2 separate regions of the Homo sapiens genome follow, and region 2 is linked to region 1. The links are chromatin contacts, found by Hi-C or POLR2A ChIA-PET in ENCODE. All regions are on one chromosome and are shown on one strand. The core of a region is the stretch at or near the end of the contact, and the rest is flanking DNA. Distances in the headings are between cores, read along the strand shown. Region 1 holds the start of YKT6 (YKT6 vesicular SNARE protein). Region 2 overlaps CAMK2B (calcium/calmodulin dependent protein kinase II beta).

Evidence for each region. Hi-C counts contacts between places; a loop is a spot of excess contacts on that map. ChIA-PET counts read pairs that join two places held with the same protein, here RNA polymerase II (POLR2A). Pooled maps may share reads with other maps.
Region 2: a loop to region 1 is called in a pooled map, with 6 times the contacts of the local background. The contact joins the enhancer-like site here to the promoter of YKT6 in region 1. A Hi-C loop is called at or near these places in 1 of 168 maps with a recorded cell type or tissue (endothelial cell of hepatic sinusoid) and 7 of 50 pooled maps. POLR2A ChIA-PET finds 5 or more read pairs at or near these places in 2 of 52 experiments (B cell and WTC11).

Annotation. Positions count from the first base shown.
Region 1 is chr7:44,199,183-44,203,399 of GRCh38, forward strand. YKT6 (YKT6 vesicular SNARE protein) reads left to right here and starts at 1,796. Exons shown (of 7, transcript NM_006555.4): 1 at 1,796-2,057. The coding sequence starts at 1,954. RefSeq lists a silencer at 1,903-1,972.
Region 2 is chr7:44,304,590-44,308,890 of GRCh38, forward strand. All of the region lies in intron 1 of CAMK2B (calcium/calmodulin dependent protein kinase II beta), which reads right to left. Among named protein-coding and RNA genes, the nearest start is that of CAMK2B, 19 kb to the right of the region's middle. RefSeq lists enhancers at 1,652-1,701, 4,297-4,301. Within about 2 kb of position 2,521, at least 6 of the 41 ENCODE cell types and tissues checked have a DNase peak (open chromatin) inside an H3K27ac peak, as active enhancers do.

The DNA.
Region 1 (4,217 bases), core at 546-3,045:
AAGTCAGGTAGTGTGATGCCTCCAGCTTTGTTCTTTTGGCTTAGGATTGACTTGGCAATGCGGGCTCTTTTTTGGTTCCATATGAACTTTAGTTTTTTCCAATTCTGTGAAGAAAGTCATTGGTAGCTTGATAGGGATGGCATTGAATCTATAAATTACCTTGGGCAGTATGGCCATTTTCACGATACTGATTCTTCCTACCCATGAGCATGGAATGTTCTTCCATTTGTTTGTATCCTCTTTTATTTCATTGAGCAGTCGTTTGTAGTTCTCCTTGAAGAGGTCCTTCACATCCCTTGTAAGTTGGATTCCTAGGTATTTTATTCTCTTTGAAGCAATTGTGAATGGGAGTTCACTCATGATTTGGCTCTCTGTCTGTTATTGGTGTATAAGACTGCTTGTGATTTTTGCACATTGATTTTGTATCCTGAGACTTTGCTGAAGTTGCTTATCAGCTTAAGGAGATTTTGGGCTGAGACGATGGGGTTTTCTAGATATACAATCATGTCATCTGCAAACAGGGACAATTTGACTTCCTCTTTTCTTAATTGAATACCCTTTATTTCCTTCTCCTACCTGATTGCCCTGGCCAGAACTTCCAACACTATGTTGAAAAGGAGTGGTGAGAGAGGGCATCCCAGTCTTGTGCCAGTTTTCAAAGGGAATGCTTCCAGTTTTTGTCCATTCAGTATGATATTGGCTGTGGGTTTGTCATAGATAGCTCTTATTATTTTGAGATACGTCCCATCAATACCTAATTTATTGAGAGTTTTTAGCATGAGGGTTGTTGAATTTTGTCAAAGGCCTTTTCTGCATCTATTGAGATAATCATGTGGTTTTTGTCTTTGGTTCTGTTTATATGCTGGATTACGTTTACTGATTTTCGTATGTTGAACCAGCCTTGCATCCCAGGGATGAAGCCCACTTGATCATGGTGGATAAGCTTTTTGATGTGTTGCTGGATTCGGTTTGCCAGTATTTTACTGAGGATTTTTGCTTCAATGTTCATCAAGGATATTGGTCTAAAATTCTTTTTTTGTTGTGTCTCTCTCTGCCACCCTTTGGTATCAGGATGATGCTGGCCTCATAAAATGAGTTAGGGAGGATTCTCTCTTTTTCTTTTGATTGGAATAGTTTCAGAAGGAATGGTACAAGCTCCTCCTAAAATGTGGCACATATACACCATGGAATACTATGCAGCCATAAAAAATGATGAGTTCATGTCCTTTGTAGGGACATGGATGAAGCTGGAAACCATCATTCTCAGCAAACTATTGCAAGGACAAAAAACCAAACACCGCATGTTCTCACTCATAGGTGGGAATTGAACAATAAGAACACATGGACACAGGAAGGCGAACATCACACACCGGGGACTGTTGTGGGGTGGGGGGAGGGGGGAGGGATAGCATTAGGAGATATACTTAATGCTAAATGACGAGTTAATGGGTGCAGCACACCAACATGGCACATGTATACATATGTAACAAACCTGCACGTTGTGCACATGTACCCTAAAACTTAAAGTATAATAATAAAAAAAATGCTTACTTTAAAAAAAGAAAGAAAAGAAAAAAAAAAAAAAGAAGGGTTCAGGCCGCTGTGGGAGGCCCAGCACCACCCAGCACAAGACAGTACGGTATCCCGCCGCGCGCCCGACTCCACCTGGCGAGCAGGGAGGGGCCAAGCTTACGCGAGGCGTGGCATCCCGCCCCTCGCTGCATTGTACTTCCGGGCTCACATTTCTGCATCCGGAGTATGAGAACCCTCAACCAGGCTGACCGGATCCGGAAGTGGATTGCGAGCCAGGAGGAGGAAGCCGGCGGTGGCCCCGTCAGCAGCCGGCTGCTGAGAGGCCGGTAGGCGGCGGCGGTCCCGAGGGGCGGCGGCCGCGCTGCTCCCTGAGAACGGGTCCCGCAGCTGGGCAGGCGGGCGGCCTGAGGGCGCGGAGCCATGAAGCTGTACAGCCTCAGCGTCCTCTACAAAGGCGAGGCCAAGGTGGTGCTGCTCAAAGCCGCATACGATGTGTCTTCCTTCAGCTTTTTCCAGAGATCCAGGTGAGCGGCACAGGCTGGTGGGCCGTGGCGGTCGGGCGGAGAGGACTGGGGTGGGGGTCCGAGTCGGAGTGGGCCTGGGGTCGGCGGAGGGATGAGGGGAGGGTGGAGGAGGCCAAGGGTAGGGGCAGGGCGGGGTGGCCGAGTGCCCGGGGTCTGAGAAGGCTGGTGTCCGAGTCAGAGGCGGGGCGGGGTGGGGAGGGCCCGGGGTCTGCTGTCCGGGCTTGGTCTCCTATAATGGAATCTGGCCGTGGACTCTACCTTTGAGGAACCAACATTAGCTCTTTAAGAGCTTATACCATTCTAGAATATAGTTCTCTACTCAGTGTTTTTCAAATTTCTGTCGTGTAAAAATTTTAAGGAGACTGTGAAGTAGTGCAGATTTCCAAGCTTCATGCCAAGATGTTCTGAATTAGTAGATTGAGGCCTCGGTATTTATATTTTAGACCAACACTTCCCACCCAGTGATTCTGACTCTGGGAGCTTGGGTGCCGCATCTTGAGAGCCATATTTTGATTTTCTTGCGGGGCTTCCCAACAATTCTGTATGAGAGATAGTGATATACTTTTTTTTGTTTGTTTTTAATGGGTGAAGTCACTGAGGTACCAAGAGGTTATATCACAACCAGCTAGAACTGAAAGCCAGGTTTAACGCTTTTTAGTTGGACACTAGTGGTACAAAAGGATTCCACACGGAAGATGCAAATGAAGCATGGGATCTGTAGGGCTTACAGGCTTTTACTTGTTTCTGGGGCGCTTTAATTGCTGGAACGTGTTAGAAGTAACACAGACACTTCCAGACCATTCGTGGGAGGGATTGGGGTGACTCAGGCACGAAAGAAGGAGGACCCTACATGGTCGGTATCTATGGTCATCTTGTCTCAAAATCTGATGGAATCTGCCGTTTGGATTCTGTTTTCCCTGCTTCAGTGCAGCTGGTTCTTGATGAGAGTTCTTTGCCAAGGACTTGCTGGATGTAAAAAAAAAAAAATGTTATTTTGTTGAAACTTTCTGCTTCTTTGAGTTCTTTTAAAAAAATATTTTTAATTGTGGTAAAATGGTACACAAAATTTATCTTCACTATCTTTAAGCGTGTAGTGAGTGCATTGATATGAAATAGATTGATAGTGTTGTGCAGCCATCACTGTCAATCGTCTCCAGAACTCCTTTTTATCAAATTCGTGTCTATTAAACACATTCCCTTCTCCCCCAGCCCATGGCAACTGCCATTCTAATTTGTCTCTGTGATTTTGACTTTTCTGGCGACCTTAGATAAATGGAATCATATAGTTTTTGTGTGTCTGGCTTATTTCATGTAGCATAATGTCCTCAAGGCTCATGCATCTTGTTGCATATATCAGAATTTCTTTCCTTTTTAAGGCTGAATAATCCATTGTATTATTCACCACATTTTGCTTATCTGTTCATCTGTCAGTGGACACCTGGGTTGCTTCCACATTTCAGCCATTGTGAATGATACTGCTATGAACATGGATGTACAAATATCTCTTCAAGACCCTGCTCGCATTTTTTTGGTATTTACCCAGAAGCGGAATTGCTGCATTATCTTTTAGCTCCTTCTTGGGGTTCTTGGTCTTTGCAGTCTTTACCATGGCCTACATTCACTGCTCTGTGTTGTTGCTTTTCTCAGATGGAACTTTTGGTGCCAACTTGGCTCTGATTCTTTTTCCTTTTTCCTTCCCATTAGTACTTAAGATTCTCAGAGATTTCACTTGTAGGACTTATACCTCACCTGCTTGGGATGCCCACACTAGTTTCCAATGACTAACAGCTGCAACACTAAAGGGACATCTCTACTAATATGTCTTAAAACAACACATGTCCCAGCTGATTTATTTATTTATTTATTTTATTTTAGATGGAGTCTTGCTCTGTCACCCAGGCTGGAGTGCAGTGGCACAGTGTCAGCTCACTGCAACCTCCGCCTCCTGGGTTCAAGTGATTCTCCTGCCTCAGCCTCCCAAGTAGCTGGGATTACAGGCGCGCACCACCACACCCGGCTAATTTTTGTATTTTTAGTAGAGATGGGGTTTTACCATGTTAGCCAGGCTGGTCTCGAACTCCTGAGCTCAAGTGATCCGCCTGCCTTGGCCTCCCAAAGTGCTAGGATTACAGGCTTGAGCCACCACGTCCGGCCTGAGCT
Region 2 (4,301 bases), core at 1,271-3,770, 110 kb after region 1:
TTGGGTGGAGGGAGAGACAAATAGGTGGAGCACAGAGAAATTCTGGGGCAGGTGAAACTACTCTGTGTGACACTGTAATGACAGATACATGTCATTCTACATTTGTCCAAGCTCATATAATCTACAACAGCAAGAGCAAACCCTAATGTAAGCTATGGGCTTTAGTTAATAATATATTAATATTGGTCCATCATTGTAACAAATATGCCAAACTAATGCCAGATGTTAACAACAGGGGTGGGGAATGGTGAAGGGGAATATGGGAACTTTATACTTTCAATCCAATTTTTCCATACAGACAAAACTGCTCTAAAAATGAAGCCCATTAATTTCTTTTTCATTGTAAAGAGAAAAAAATTGTATCTTTAAAACACCAGGATAGAGAAGGACTTTTTAAAACCATAGGCAGAAAAGCATGTATCACAAGGAAAATGCCTATATATTTGCCATATAGTGAAATTTAAAACTTCACTGTGACCTGAGGCCCTGAACAACATTAGGAAAAGGTGTTTCAGGGACTCTAAAGTCTTCCCCTGGAGCTGTCATCACCCCGGGAGACATCCTGACTGTAATACCCACCTACGCATGGCCCTCTCAGTGTATAAGGGTTCCCTTCAGGGCTCTCAGGCCACAGTGAAAGATGGGGCTATGCTCCCCATGTCACAGGAAGGGACAGGCACTGAATGCTCTGCTGAGACCATGGCAGCATGGATGTGGAGGTGGGATCAAACCAGACCCCTCTCCCCTAGCCAGGCACAGTGGCTCATGCCTATAATCCCAGCACTTTGGGAGGCCAAGGTGGGAGGATTGCTTGAGCCCAGGAGTTCAAGGTTACAGTGAGTTATGATGCACCTCTGCACCCCAGACTGGGTGGCAGAGCAAGCCCCAGTCTCAAAAACAAAACAAAATGAAACAAAAAATCCCCAAGCCCCCCAATCAACCTCTTGCCGCCCTGCACAGGTCCCCTGAGGTGCCCTGCACTGGCTCAAAAACAGTCTCCTGGGGAGATGGACGGGGCACCCCTGTGAGGTGGGGGAGGTGGGAGCAAGAGGAAAATGAATCACAGGACTTGAGCCAAGTAGAGCCCTGAGAGTGGGAAGAAGCAGGGCCGGGAGTTGGCAGCAGGACCAAGACAGGGGCGAGAGGCCTTGGGTGCCGTCTTGGCTCACTCCATCACTCGGTCACGCTGGCTGGGCCAAGGCAGAGGCAGTGGGTGTCAGAGACAGCTCTTCCAGCTAGAGAACAGACTTTCACATTTTCTGGATTCTTGCGAGCCAGCTGATGTCATGTTGTTAGCTTGACATTGGCCACGGTGGGCATCTTCATACCACAGAAATGGGCAAACACCACCCACCAGGGACCCCACCCCTCTGTTAAACATTGACCAGGCACCACTTGAGAGGGGACTGCAAGGGGGGATGATGTGGCCTCCCTCTACATACCCCAAATACCCAGAGGGAGGGGGGTTGAGGGTCAGGAGGGAGGAGAACCTGACAGGCCAGAAACCACCTAGGGGCTGAAATTACATGCTCCCCATGGGAGTGAGAGAGGAGAGGGGGTGAGCACTCTTCCTGAGGAGAGGGCTCACAGGGGAGCCAGTCTGACTGGGGGTTCTGAAAGCCACGGTGGGCTGGGCTGGGATCCCCGTAAATCCAGCCTGTCCTGTGCAGCCTCGGTGGGAAGTTCCCCCTTCCAGGGAGGGTCTGGGACTTCTGCTCATTCTGTATCAGCATCCATCTTTCTCTTTCACTTCTCCGTTCTCTCAGGTGAACCATATCCTCCAGAAATCTTCAGCAACAAATGTCTTCCTTTAGCAACCCCACAGGAGCTGTGCCCCAGAACAATGGCCATGACCCCAGTGGGGAGGTCTGCATTAAGCAAAGAGCAAAATAAATACAGAGATGAAGACAGGAGGGAGGACCACCCAGGAACACCTGTAGCCCACTGTGCCCATGCTCTTCCAACAGACTAGGGGAGGCCTGCAGGTCAGGCCTAGCCTCTAGGGTGGAGAGGTCCAGCCTGTCTCTTAGCCCTGGACCCAGCCTTGAAGCATGTGGTGGATTATGCAGATAATGCACAGGGGTTGCTGGAGAACTGTCACTCAATCTGGCCATGCTGAAACCAGTGAGCAGGAGGAGGGTGTGGGCAGGAGGAGGAGGGTGTGGGCAGGGGGAGGAGGATGCGAGCAGGGGAGGAGGGTGTGGGCAGGGGAGGAGGGTAAGGGCAGGGGTAGGAGAGTGTGAGTAGAATGAGGAGGGTGTGAGCAGGGGAAGGAAGGTGTGAGCAGGAGGAGGAGGGTGTGAGCAGGAAGACGGTGTGAGCAGGGGGAAGAGGGTGTGAGCAGGAAGAGAAGGGGGTGAGTAGGGGGAGGAGGATGTGAGAAAGGGGAGGAGGGTGTGAGCAGGAGGAGGAGGGTGTGAGCAGGAAGAAGAGGGTGTGAGCAGGGAGAGGAGGCGGTGAGCAGGGGGAGGAGGGTCTGAGCAGGGGGAGGAGGGTCTGAGCAGGGGATGGAGGGTGTGAGCAGGAGGAGGGTGTGAGCAGGGGGAGGAGGGTGTGAGCAGAGGGAGGAGGGTGTGAGCAGAGGGAGGAGGGTGTGAGCAGAGAGAGGAGGGTGTGAACAGGAGGAGGGTATGAGCAAGGGGAGGAGGGTGTGAGCAGAGGGAAGAGGGTGTGAGCAAGGGGAGGAGGGTGTGAGCAGAGGGAAGAGGGTGTGAGCAGGCGGAGGAGGGTGTGAGAAGGGGGAGGAAGTTGTCAGCAGGGGGAGGAAGTTGTCAGCAGGGGGAGGAGGGTGTGAGCAGGGAGAAGAGGGGGTAAGCAGAAGGAGGAGGGTGTGATCAGGGGGAGGAGGGTGTGAGCAGGGGAGGGTGTGTGAAGAGGAGGGTTTCAGGAGGCTCAGCCTGGGGCCTCCTGTGTCATTGGCGCCATCTGGCCCCTGGCACTGGGAATGGTCTGCCAGGGCTCACTGCATCTTTGGAATTCCTCCCCTGCCCACATGGAGAGGCTGTCACGCACATCAGGGGCCAACCTACTCCCTGGGACAAGGCTACGGTGCCTGTGTCCTAGGGCCTTGGTCCTGGCCTCATGAGATGCGCTTAGCCAGAGTCTGGTGGAGGTGGCCCATTAGCCTAGGGCCACCTGGAAGGAGCCTGTGGGAACTCTGAGGGGAACGCTGAGAGCTGACCCTTGTTGAATTTGTTTTCCTGTTTTTACCCACTGAAAGCTTTCATTTATTTTTCTGTGAGCTGTTGCTGCTGTCATCCGTACTTCAACTGGGGTTTTGGCCATTTTTTTTTAACTGGGGGGCCTCATTCTGTCACCCAGGCTGGAGTGCAGTGGTGTGACTGCAGCTCACTGCAGCCTTGATCTCCTAGCCTAAGTGATCCTCCCACCTGGGCCTCCCAAAGCGCTGGGATTCCAGGCCTTTTTGACCTATAGGAGCTCTTTCCATATGAGGGAAACCACCCATTCACCTCATGTAGCCCAAATGCTGGGAGGGCCTGCTGTGGCCTCACCCACACGGGATGTGCCCAGGAGGCATGGGGCAGGCACGTTCTTGTTCTGTTCCCTAACAGGAATGTGAACACTTTAAGCACAAGGCACGTCTCTTCTCCTCTTTGCCCCTAAAATCCAGATGTGCAGATGGCTAATTGCCGGAGCTGCCATCCTGACTCTCACCTGAGAAATTCCAGGGACAAGCTGAGCTGTGGGATGAAAGAAGTGCCCATGGTAGGTGGAGCCAGGATGCCAGATAGGAAGGCCCAGGTGGCTGGGGGAAGAGAGACAGGGCCTGCCCCATGCCTGTGTGTGGTGGCGCCCAGCATGGTGTCCTGCTCCTGGGTCCCCATCCCCCTGCCCCCGGCTCGCATCCCATGTCCCCCTCCTCTCCTCACAGCTTGCCTTCCCTGATTGGGAGCTGCTGGCCCTCCTCCTGTGCATCCCCCCACTTCCTTGGTCATCCCCTTCAGAACCACACTGCTGCCCTCTCTGAGCTGGATCCACAGGGACACCCGGAGGGCAGGACAAGGTTCCACCAACGTGTCTACTTTGGGAAGATGAAGGCAGGAGTGACATTACAGAGAGAGGGAGGTGCGGGCCCCCCATATCCCACCTTGTCCGGAGGGCAAGGCCCCGTCCTACTCAGGGAATGCAGACCACTAGCCCCAAGACTGGCCATGAGGCACAGAGAAGGCACTTTGCCCAGCAGCAGGCCTTGCACATCAGGCGGTGTGCGAGCCCCTCGTCTCTCCTCACAAGAGACCAGGGGCTGAGCAGACCATCCCTCCCCGGGGCCTCTGTCCATG